Regions from separate parts of the Homo sapiens genome. Here all the other regions are linked to region 1. The links are chromatin contacts, found by Hi-C or POLR2A ChIA-PET in ENCODE. All regions are on one chromosome and are shown on one strand. The core of a region is the stretch at or near the end of the contact, and the rest is flanking DNA. Distances in the headings are between cores, read along the strand shown.

Region 1 (3,724 bases), core at 845-3,344:
TTGATTTGCTAATATTTTAGGATTTTTGCAACCACATTCTTGAGAAATATTGGTCTGTAGTTTTCTTCTAATACCTTTGTCTGGTTTTGGTACTAGAATAATGCAGGCCTCGTAAAATGAGTTAAGAAGTAATCCCTCTGCTTCTATCTTTTGAAAGAGTTTGTAGAGAAGTGATATAATTTCCTTATTAAATGTTTGGTAGAATTCACTCATAAACCCATCTGGCCCTGGTGCTTTCTATTTTGAAAAGTTATTAATTAATTAATTCAATTTCTTCAAGAGGTATAGGCCTATTAAGATTGTTTCTTGTTGTATGACTTTTGGCAGACTGGATCTTTGAAGGAATTATCCCCATTTCATCTAGGTTATCAAATCTGTGGACACAGAGTTATTCAAAGTATTGCTTGATTATTCTTTTAATTTCTCTGGAATCTGTATGTATATATAATTGAATACATTGTTGCTATTATTATGTTGAACAAACTGTTGTTAGATAATTAAGAACAAGAAAAATAAAAATTTTCTTTCCCTTACTTATTCCTTCCTTGATGCTCTTCCTTTACTTATGTAGATGGTAGTTTCAGACCTGTATCATTTTTCTTCTCTCTGAAGATCTTCTTTTAACATTTCTGGCCAAGGATGTATACTGGCAACAATTTCCCTCAATTTCTGTCTGTCTGAGAAAGCTTTAATTTCTCCTCACCTTTTGAAGGATAATTTCACAGGGCACAGAATTCTAGGTTTGTGGTGTTTTTTTCCATCCACGCTAAGTATTTCATTCCACTTTCTACTTGCCTGCATGGTTTCTGAGAAGTCACATATAATTCTTATCTTTGCTCCTTTATAGGCAAAGTTTTTTCTCTCTGGCTTCTTTTAGGATATTTTTTCTTTACCTCTGATTTTCTAGTCTAAAAATGATATGCCTAGGTAGAGTTTTCTTTTGGAATTTATCTTGTTTTGTGTTCCCTGAGCTTTTTCAATCTATGGTTTGGTGACTGAAGACAATTTGGGGGAAATTCTCAATCATTGCTATTCAAATATTTCTTCTGTTCCTTTCTCTCATTCTTTTCCTTCTGGTGTTTCCATTTGTGTATGTCCCACTCTTTTCGGATATTCTGTTCTGGTTTTTTGTTTTTTTTTTCAGTCTTCTTTTTCTGTTTGCTCTTTAGTCTGGGAGGTTTCTACTGAGGTATCTTCAAGTTTACAGATTCTTTTTCGGCTGTGTGCAGTCTGCTAATAAGCCATCAGACACATTCTTCATTCTGATTACACTGCTTTTGAGCTCTAGCATTTATTTTTGGTTCTTTCTTGGGATTTCCATCCCTCTGCTTACATTGCCCATCTGTTCTTGCATGCTGTCTACTTTATCCATTACAGCCCTAAGCATGTTAATAATAGTTGTTTTAAATTTCCAGCCTAATAATTCCACCATCCCTGACATATTTTAGGCTGGTTCTCAGGCTTTCTCTGTCTCTTCAAACTACATTTTTGCCTTTCAATATGTCTTGTAATTTTTTCTTGATAGCTGGACATGAGGCACTGGTTAAAAGGAACTGCTGTCGATTAGCCTTTAGTAATGTGGTGGTATGGTGTTGGGGTGGGGAAGTGTTCTATAATTTCACAATTAGGTATCTGTTCTTTAGGCAGCCTGTGCCTCTGGACTGTGAACTTCACAGATGTGTCTCAGTTCCCACCCTGCACAGGTGGACTGAATGGCTAGAGTGGGTTGGAGTTGGGCATTTATTTTCCCTGGGTCAGTTAGGGTCTGATGAAACCCCAGCAGGTTAGGCTCTGGTTAAATAGTTTCTCCTGAGGGCAGGCATTGTTAAGAACACAGTTTTCTGGCGTATTTCAAAATGGTTCCTTTTCTCCTCCCCATGCCAGAAGGAGAGGATTCGTCTCCAATATTCACTGCGAGGAACTGTTTGAGCTCCTGGAGGGGGACTCAGTCCCCTGGAATATTTATTAATATCTCTCAAACTTGTCCACACTGAGCCTCCAGCAATTCATCAGTTGCAATTCAGGTTTCCCTTCCCCAACACAGGTTCCTGAGAGGTTTCAGCTTGTGGGTTTCCGCTCAGTTGCTCCATTATGGGGGCAGCGGTTTGCCCTGTGACTTCACTTCTCTTATGGATCTAAGAATAGAATTGTTGATTTTTCAGTTTGTTCTGCATTTTATTTGTGGTGGGAAACAGTAGCAACTTCTTATAAGCTAGACTGGAACCACAAGCCTATTTTTTAGTTTGGTTTTCTTTAGGTAGAATGAATGGAGGCAGGACAAAAGTGGGAATCCAAGTTTTGAAATGAGTTATTTTGAGACCTCAGGTGTCTGAATTTGAGCAGAGTGTATCGCATTCATTGGCCTTTTACATATATCCTATATCGTTATTCAGAGATTGGTTTGATTTCAACTTGGCCCTGGGGATATGAACCTAAATACGGTACATTTTGAGTGGGATCCCTGATGTGATCGGCCCTGAATGATCCTATCACATCTCAAATAAAAGTTGACTGGAAGGACTCAGATTGCCTCTCTTTGATCCCATCCTTAGGTTCTTCCGTTCCCTCCCGTGCGCTGTTTCGTCTGCGGCCCCCTCCCTTCTGGAGTTCTGTGCGTGTGCTCCGGTTGACCTGGCTCCTCTCCAGGCCTGCTGCACCGCTCATACTCGGGAACGGCCCCGCACTGTGCTCCCTGCCGGGATTGACTTTTTCTTAGTGCTCACATTTTCTTCTTTCTTGTTTTACTCTCTTGTTTGCTTGAGGACATCTTCACATTACCTATTCATAAAAATACTCGAGAAAGAGGATTTCTGAGGGTTTTCAGGTCTGGAAATATTTTTGCCCGTCTTCCTACTTAAATGATAGGTTAGCTGGCTCTAAGAATCATTTTCCTCACATATTCTACCACAGCTACCTAACGTGCACCTCTGTGTCTCCTTTTCCTCTCCCAGCTCCATGTAACTGTAACTCCTTCTCAAATGGAGCCTAGGAGGCAGAAGGAAGGGCATGCAGGGTTTTAGGTGCTGTGGGGATTCAATACAGAGAGGGCCTGTACTGGACCTGGGCCGGAGCATCCTTCAGGCCAGAGAGAGCTTGGGGCCTGAGAGGTACCTTGAGGCAAGGGTCAGAGCTCTGAGGTTACTGAAGAGAGCTTGGCCCATGGGATCCATAGACAAGAGAAAAGACAAGAAGGAGAACAACCCAGCTGATCAGTGCAGACCAATTTTTTTTTCTTTTTTTTGAGACAGTCTCTTTCTGTTGCCCAGGCTGGAGTTCAGTGGTGTGATCTCGGGCTCACTGATCCTCCGCCTCCAGGGTTCAAGTGATTCTCACGCCTCAGCCTCCCAAGTAGCTGGGGTTACAGGCAACTGCCACCACGCCCGGCTAATTTTTGTATTTTTAGTAGAGACGGGGGTTTTACAATGTTGGCCAAGATGGTCTTGAATTCCTGACCTCAAGTGATCCGCCCACCTCAGTCTCTCAAATTGCTGGGATTACAGGTATGAGCCAACACGCCTGGCCTTAGGGCAGCCAAATTTACCCAAAAGAGAGAAAGAACACACAGCTAAATTCCAACTTCACCAGCCTGGGCGACAAAGGGAAACCCCATCTCCACAAAAAATACAAAAATTAGCCAGGCATGGTGGTGCGTACCTATAATCCCAGCTACTCCAGGGAGCTGAGGATAAGGGATTGCTTGAGCCCAAGAGGTCAAGGCTGCTGT
Region 2 (4,219 bases), core at 495-2,994, 42 kb after region 1:
AGAATGCAAAATGTTACATGTATAATGGCTTCTTTTGATGCAGATCATCTGTATACTAAGTAATTCCAGAGGTGGGTAATCCTGTGGATGGTAGGAAGCACAGGTAATGTGGTTAGCAATAGCACCTCTACATTTTGAATCCTATGAGAGGCAACATGCACATTCAAAATTAAATTAAAATTATTGAGAATGGAGCGGAAAGAGGGAAGAAAAGGGCAGTTAGAATAAATTAGTCCCAAGGGATCCTTTCCAAGTCTCAAATCATAAGCCAGCCAGCTGTGATATGAAACATGACAAAAGCCCATGGGCTCTCTAGCTCAGAAAGCTGCAAGGCTGGATTCTCTGTGATTGTTAATGTATCAACAATTTAACTATATACATGGAAATACCTTGAGTTATTACTTCTCTCAGGAGACTAAGCTATCTGATACTTACAAATAAGTAACACTAGGTCTACCTAACATTTCCTTATGGATTAAGAAGAATGGCAGATTTTGAGAAGCAACATGCTAGGAAGGTTTGGTAACTTTAGAAATGTGCCACGCTGTGGTTTCTAGGTATGCTATGAATGAAGAGCTTTGTGTGTAAGAAGTGGGAATTCTATGTGAATATTTATTATGTAAATTCTCATGTGTTACTAGGTTTATTTAAGTTTCTTCTTTGCGATCCAAACTTTTCCTTGAGAGGCAAGTTTATTTTTCACATTAACCTGATATGTAAATTTCTCAGTCACCCCCACCTCCCACCCCTAGGGCTTTTTTCTCCATCCAGTTTCATGGTATCAGGTCAGTATTTGGGCAGAGGGTGTTTATCATTAACAACTAGCTAGAGTCATATTTTTGTTTAACTTCCCCTTTGCTATAATCCACCCATCCTGCCTGTTACTGTGGGTTGTTGCCAGTTTAGGATTTATTTAACATGCCTTATGTTCAGTGATATATGTTGAAATTTAGAATGTATGAAAAAAGAGCCTGTGTTTTGCTTATGAATACGTCAGTCCATCAGCACGTATTTATTCTCTGTCCCTGAACTGAAGGTCATCGTTTCTTGGCAGCATTACTAGACATACTGGGATATTAAGCCAAAAAAATAGAATAGGTTGGTTAAAGATAGATTGAGGCAAAAATTGATTCACAGTTTGATACTTAAAACCAACTTTCCTGGTCAGTTGACTATTATCTGGCAATCAGGCAGAGTTGCTAATTATTGGCACCCAGGTGCCAGATGGTAGGGAGTAATTAGATTACAACTATCTTATCTATCAGTAGCTTTAGAATGAGAATAGTAGCAATTTTCATAGCCCTTTTCAATGGTCATGAAAACATTTTAAAAGCTGATCCTATGGAATATTGTATATCTGACTCCAGAAAGTAAATTTTTGACACATTACCTTGGGGAAAAATATGTGACAAGATATTTTATAATCTTGAAAGAGAGAAGTAATATTTTAGCAACTCTGTGTCCTGTTTGTTGCATCTGGGTTAGCCATGAATGAATTCATTCTGTTCTCAAAGAACTTGTTTTGCATTGATATCACTGTTTGAAAAAGTAAGCTGTGATAGAATTCATAAGCTGGAAAACTCAACATGCTATAAAATGTGAAAACGCAGGCCCTCTTAAGTGCAACCTGAAACAAGAGTGAATTGCCTTTACCTAGCACATCTCACGTGGTTCTTGAGTCGCTGCGGAACATACCAGAGTCCTCGCTCTTGTAGGCACACCACCTATCTTTTATAGGCTTCAACTGAAAAATACACTTAGTTGGCACAAACACATGTATGATCAAAGGTGATCTGAATAAAATATAGTTTTGATTGATGAATATGCAAGGCTTTTCTTTAATGTTTGAAGGAAGAATGATATCACAGTTTTGTTAATAAAATAGAGGTTAAAGAATGGAATTGTTTCTAGTAGGCTGCGCAGCCCTAAATCAGTCAAAAGTAATGAAGCAGTTTTCTGAAACAGATTGGGTTTCCTTACGAAGGAAGCCACCTTTGTTCCATGTCACTGATGCATTCCTTATAGGTGAGGTCACTCTGCATTGCTGATATCTTCCTCCTTTCATAAAAGGGAGATGGGGACCGCTCCCAGTGCATTCCATTTCTCACAATCCTTAAAATAAGGCTTAAATGTACCTGTCCATTAAAAGCTTTTGAAGGACGAAAGCCAACCTCAGAGGCTTTGTGAACCATGAATTGACAATGAAAGACAGTATGCTTCTGTTTTTCGGATAGCCTGTTTAAGGACAAAAGAACTATTCAGTCTTACATGACTTTCATTTAGTTATAATAAAAGGGATGAGGATGGTCATCTTGTTTTGTGCACGATTTTAAGGCTGCTTGACTGAGATTATCTGAAACAATACTCTTCAGTTATTCTGACTAACAAAGTCACTGAGAGGAATGTGTGTTACAGCGTGTATACATGACTTTACGTGTATTTGTTTAGATATAATGAAATTTAAAAAGTAGTTTCCTACCTTCCACCCTCCCTGTAAAACCTAAAGGGTGAAAGCATTTTGAGGATATCAGGTTAAGCTCTATGTATTGACATAGTCTCCTAACTAACCTTCTGTCCACTTGTGTCTCCCAGAGTAGCTCCCTTGAACCTCAGTTAGTGTGACATGTCACTCTTGCTCAAAACTATGTTATATAATGGTCCATTAGACTTCAGTCGCATAACTGAGTCCTGCCCTTTTCCTCCACCTTATCTCCTCAGCTTAAGTATTCTGCTCCAGCCATACAGACTTTCTTGCTGTTTATCAAACCACCAAAGCCTAGGGCCTTTGCACTTAGTCTTTGCCCTGCCTGGAAGGAAGGTCAGCTTTTACCCAGGTCTCAACATGGCTTGCTCCTTTCCTTCAGTTTGGTCTCTTTTCAAATGTCTCTTCCTTATAAGGGTCTTCTGTGACCACCATATCCAAAAAAGCCCCACCCCTCACTCTACTGCCAATCTTCTAGCCTTGCACTGCTTTGTTTTTCTTCATGGCACTTATGTCTGTCTAAAATCACATTATACATTTATTTGTTTAATCCCTCCTACCCCCATCCCCACTACCCCACAATAGGCAGTAGGCTCCATGAGAACCAGGACTTTGATTAAATTTATTCCTGTCTGTATCCCCAGCAGGTAGAACACTGCCTAGTACATAGTAGGTTCTCAATAAGAATTTGTTAACAAATAAATCAGTGAATGGTTATACTTGATGTATGTTGATGTTACTGAGCACACCTCATGTTGAAAAATATTGCAAATAGGAGAATGACTGTTATTCATTCAGATGTTTAAATTGAAACAGTTTTAATAGATGAGTAAATTAAAGTGTCATATATGCTTATTTGGCAATTCACTTTGTATTGTTTTATGAAGATAAATGTGGAATGATTTAAAAAATAATCTTGCCGCAAGCTTTTTTTTTTTTAAACCCAAGAGATGAGCAGTATGATTCCAAACCATAGCAGCATCTCTGTTTTTAGCTCCCAGAAATGAATACAAATCCTTTATAACTGACAGCATTGGTGTACTTCAGTGTTCATACTTTTAAAGCTACCCAGAACACCAGAAAATGAGAGCATGGAAAGGAATGCTTTTTTATGCATTTCTGCAAATTTCTATGCTTAACATATTCTTAGGAAGAGAAGTGACATTGTTTTTTGTACCTAAAACTGTTTAAGGAGTGGGTGGAAACACCTATTAATCTTGGCTGTGTCGTGACTTGAGCATATTTCCTCATTTGATATAGTGTGGATTCAAATCAGACTTCAGATAATCGTTTTTTTTTCCTTTGCAAAATAATACAACCATATTGTGGGCCGATTCTGTTGAGTGTCTGGAGCCTGATGATTAATGTCAGAGATGAATTTCCTTTTTCTAATATAATCATTGCTGTATGGGTTATATGTACAACTCATTGAAATCTCTCTTTATAAGTCACTCATAAACATGACTGCAGTCATATGCCTCACAGTTACTGTACTTTAATCTGCACTTGCTTCCTCCTACGTATTTACTTAAAGAGTCACAGCTTGCTGGAAATGTATCCTTCCTACTGTTGCTCTGTGTGTCTCCAACGGGGGGATTGGATCCTTGTATGTTTTTTTAACCAGCAGATAATTGTGTGCTTTAACATGCATTGGTACATAATCTGCTTTCCACATAGAATTAGAGAATACCCTTATATCTCCAGTGGAGTGTCTTAGTCCATTTCTGCTGCTGTAAC
Region 3 (3,743 bases), core at 1,208-3,707, 48 kb before region 1:
GTAGGTTCCCTAAGCTCAGGGTTCCTCTCCTAGAACACAACCCAAGATGTCATCTGGACCTCTTTGTGTCACCCTGTAGGAATTGGGGACCAGGGAACCTGTGAAAAAATGCTGATACTAAGGCTACTTCTAGTGCTGTAATAAATGGTCCCTTAGCATCTATGAAACTGTACCAGGCTAACTTGTTAACTTGTGAGTACGCTAAAATCTCAGACCCGTCACAGTTCTTGACAATTCTGGAGATGAGGATGGGAGGCTGACGGAGACGTGGCTGCTGGAACAGGAAAGCAAGGGTCTTGTAAGTGAGATAATGGGACCTAATGGAGCCCATGGGAGTTGGCAGAGGCATGTTGACTCCATTTTGTGGTCAACAGGACAATCAATGGTCTTCCACTTCATTGCCTGTTTATGAGGAGAAATCGGGAAGCTGGTTGCAGGCTGAACACCAGGAAGTAAATTCAAAGACAACTCCCCAACTACCTTGGTTGTTGCTAACTACCCTCCAGATGGAGGGCTTCCTTGCCAATCTGAGAGCAGCCTCAGGTCCACCCCATTGTAACTACTAGTACCAAGATTTGTTGTGGGTGGGCAGAAGGTTCTTCTGCCTTTTGAAATAAATGATATCAGCCACAAGGACATTGCCATCCAATGTGGAACCCTGTGAATGCCAAAGGCAATGCAAGTTCATTGGGCTGGAGTAATGAGCCATGCTCTACAAAAGTAAATGCAAAGCTTTTTTTAATGGGCAGAGCCACTCTCTCCTTCATGACTCATTGCTTTCCTCCTCCTCTACTTCAGCTTAACCACTTTAATGAGAAAAACAATTAGAGGTGAAGCTAAGGTCTCCCTGGTCCACATCAGGCCTCAAAGGTCATACTCATCTGTCCAAGTGTGCTGGAGATTTGAGGGGAAAGGAGAGACTTCCAATTTTATGGATCTATTAGATACCTATTAGATACAGGTCCCAAGTCACTGTCCTCTCTGGTCCTGTGGAAAGAGAGAATTCCCAACTTAACCAATGGAATTTGGGCAAGATTTGCAGTGGAGAAGGAAAGCTACAGTGGCCTTGTGCCAGAGCCCTTTGAGCCAATTTATGTGTGCTGTTGTGGACTCCACTGCTGAATGCATAATTATTATTAATGTTTTACATCCTTGTATTGTAACTGTCTAGAGGGGGTTCTCCTGATTCAGAAGAGTCACATTTAGAGACAAGTTAGTGAAACACATACATTGCTCTGCAGACCCCTCCCTGCACCCTTTGGGGTGTTCCAACAGAAACAATATAGACTCCCAAGGGGGAGAATAATCTTGATTAAGAATTTAAAGGCAGTAAGGATTGTATACAACAGGCCTGTATGGCCAGGAAAAAAGGCTAACAAGAGGCAGAGGCTTGCAGTAGATTATTGCCCACTGAATTCAGTTGCTGATTCCATATCCCAGCTGTTCCAGACATTGTAACTGTAATTGAATCCATTACGCAGACCAATGGCACTTGGCATGCTTACCAATGGCTTCTTTGCCATACCACTGGCACCTAAGCATCATAAACAGTTCCCATTCACATTTCAAAGCCTCCAGTATACATTTGCAGTAGTCTTCCATGAGCACCTAAATTTCTCTGCCACTTGCTACTAGTGGAGAGGAGGGGTCAGAATTTAGTGCAAGGGCCTCTACCCTCTGATGTCCATAGCTTTGGTTATGTAGATGACGTCCTGTTGGTTGGCAAGCCATAAGTGCCCGTCTCAGTGACCTTGAGAATGGTATTAGCATGCCAGCAGGTGAAGCTGCCAGCAGGTGAAGCTGATAAAACCTGACAAAATCCAGGAACTAGCTCACCAGGCAAAGTTTCCTGGGACTATTTACAGCCACACTGGTAGTCAGGGAAAAATTGCTATCTCTTCAGCACCCCACCCCCATCACCCAAAAGGATGCCCAGAACCTTAATGTACTCTTTGGATATGGGAGACAGTGTGCACCTCACTGGGTATCCCATTGTTTCTTTTCTCATATCACATCAGCATGATATGAGCAGGGTCCAAACAGACTGCATTAGAAGCTGTCCAGCAAGCTGAGACACACTCTCCAGCTTCAGGGCTCAGCAATCCTAATGAAACCTCAGCTCTATGTCTCTGCAACTGATGACTTTGCCAACTGGAGACTCTGGCAAAAGGAGTCAGGCTTCATCCAGAGCCACCTCTTGGAATTTTGGACTTGTTGCTTCCATGACATTGTGACCAGGTCCACCCTCTTTAAAAAGCAGCTCTGAGCTCGCTAGTGGGCTCTTGTCAAAAAGGAGGGCCTGACTCTCAGAAGCCTGTGAGTCTTCATCCTGTATTCTCACTTTGTGGTGGGTCAACTTTGACTCCATGACTAACACAGTGGGAAGGCCCCAACCACCTCATTTGTCAAATGGAAATAGTAGGTTCAAGAACACAGCTGGCCTGGCTCCCACAGTATCTTGGTTTTAGGTGAAAAAGTGGCAGCTGTTCCTTTGGGGGAAATTCCATCCCCATGCTACCGCCTGCAGCAAAGCTGCTGGCTCAGTGTGGTCCTGCCCTCACAGTGTTCCCCTCAGTGCCTGGGCCGGCTTCGCTGGTGATTTGGCTAAGCTGGTACCTGACAGTGTCACTGGACTATTGTGTCTGTTCAGCTTTAGCACCAGCTATGCAGAACCAAAAATAGAGGTGGTCGTTCTCCTGTGCGGGCAGAAAACAGGAGCATTCTCATCACTCTGGCCAGTACTCCTTTTGATGAAGCTAGTTATGATTTTACTGACTCTCTGGTGATCGTTGGTGGCTTAGATGCCACTTTGAAAACTATACATTAAAGACAACTATCTTTGGACCAATGAACTGTGAACTTTGAATTGTGAGAACAAATTGTGGCTGCTGCTGGAACCGCCTGGATCACTCACATAAACACCCACATTAAAGGCCCATTCTCTTGTGGGACCAACGGGGACCAAACTTGAGCCTGTACCATCCACCCTGCCACCACTGCCACCTCGATCCATCATCATTGTATAAGATGTGGCAACATCCACCGTTATAGACTTGGCACACAGTAAAGGACTCTTTGTTTCCAATGGAGAGGCTACTGCTGCATGCCAGACTGTGGAGCCTGTCACAAATGGACCCATTTGTCTTGTGGCAAGAGAGGCCACATTTCACAGGGTGTTGTCTCTGTAAACTCCTGGCAGATTGAATAAATTGAACCTTTGGCCCCTTCTGGTACCTATTGGGGGTGCCTTACCATTATTGATACTTTTTTTATATATATAATTTTTTTTGTTGTTGTTTTTTAGAGACAGGGTCTTGCTCTGTCGCCCAGGATGGAGTACAGTGGTGTGATCCTGGCTCTCTGCAGCCTCAAATTCCTGGTCTCAAGAGATCTTCCTGCCTCAGTCTCATAAATAGCTGGAACTACAGGCTTGCACCACCATGCCCAGCTAATTTTTAAATTTTTTTAGTAGCAATGGGGTCTGGTTATGTTGCCCAGGCTGGTTTCCCACCTCAGCCTTCCAAGAAGCTGGAATTATAGGTGTGAGCCACAGTGCCCAGCCTGTTGACAACTCTTTTAGGTTACAACGTTGCTGTTGCAGTGTGTACAGCCAACTACTCACACCACAGTGGCCCTTCAAACTTCTCTGTGATAAGCTTTTGGCTTTCTGGATGATTTACAGTCTGACAACAGTACACCTTTGATTGCAAAAACTATTCAACCAAGTGCTAATAGTCAAGGTA

Evidence for each region. Hi-C counts contacts between places; a loop is a spot of excess contacts on that map. ChIA-PET counts read pairs that join two places held with the same protein, here RNA polymerase II (POLR2A). Pooled maps may share reads with other maps.
Region 2: a map with no recorded cell type shows a loop between it and region 1 (4-fold over the local background). The contact joins two enhancer-like sites. A Hi-C loop is called at or near these places in 1 of 168 maps with a recorded cell type or tissue (posterior cingulate gyrus), 3 of 37 single-sample maps with no recorded cell type and 2 of 50 pooled maps. POLR2A ChIA-PET finds 5 or more read pairs at or near these places in 2 of 52 experiments (BJ and activated naive CD4-positive, alpha-beta T cell).
Region 3: a pooled map shows a loop between it and region 1 (4-fold over the local background). The contact joins two enhancer-like sites. A Hi-C loop is called at or near these places in 3 of 168 maps with a recorded cell type or tissue (astrocyte of the cerebellum, endothelial cell of hepatic sinusoid and natural killer cell), 2 of 37 single-sample maps with no recorded cell type and 3 of 50 pooled maps. POLR2A ChIA-PET finds 5 or more read pairs at or near these places in 5 of 52 experiments (AG04450, GM12878, HEK293 and 2 more).

The regions. Positions count from the first base shown.
Region 1 is chr4:169,291,906-169,295,629 of GRCh38, reverse strand. The region is part of intron 2 of LOC105377529 (a long non-coding RNA gene); the gene reads left to right. Among named protein-coding and RNA genes, the nearest start is that of SH3RF1, 23 kb to the right of the region's middle. RefSeq lists enhancers at 2,102-2,221, 2,232-2,301. Within about 2 kb of position 2,094, at least 3 of the 41 ENCODE cell types and tissues checked have a DNase peak (open chromatin) inside an H3K27ac peak, as active enhancers do.
Region 2 is chr4:169,249,521-169,253,739 of GRCh38, reverse strand. The region is part of intron 2 of SH3RF1 (SH3 domain containing ring finger 1); the gene reads left to right. Among named protein-coding and RNA genes, the nearest start is that of SH3RF1, 19 kb to the left of the region's middle. RefSeq lists an enhancer at 1,371-2,570 and a silencer at 3,928-4,219. Within about 2 kb of position 1,744, at least 7 of the 41 ENCODE cell types and tissues checked have a DNase peak (open chromatin) inside an H3K27ac peak, as active enhancers do.
Region 3 is chr4:169,340,390-169,344,132 of GRCh38, reverse strand. No RefSeq gene overlaps it. Among named protein-coding and RNA genes, the nearest start is that of SH3RF1, 71 kb to the right of the region's middle. RefSeq lists an enhancer at 2,393-2,542. Within about 2 kb of position 2,457, at least 2 of the 41 ENCODE cell types and tissues checked have a DNase peak (open chromatin) inside an H3K27ac peak, as active enhancers do.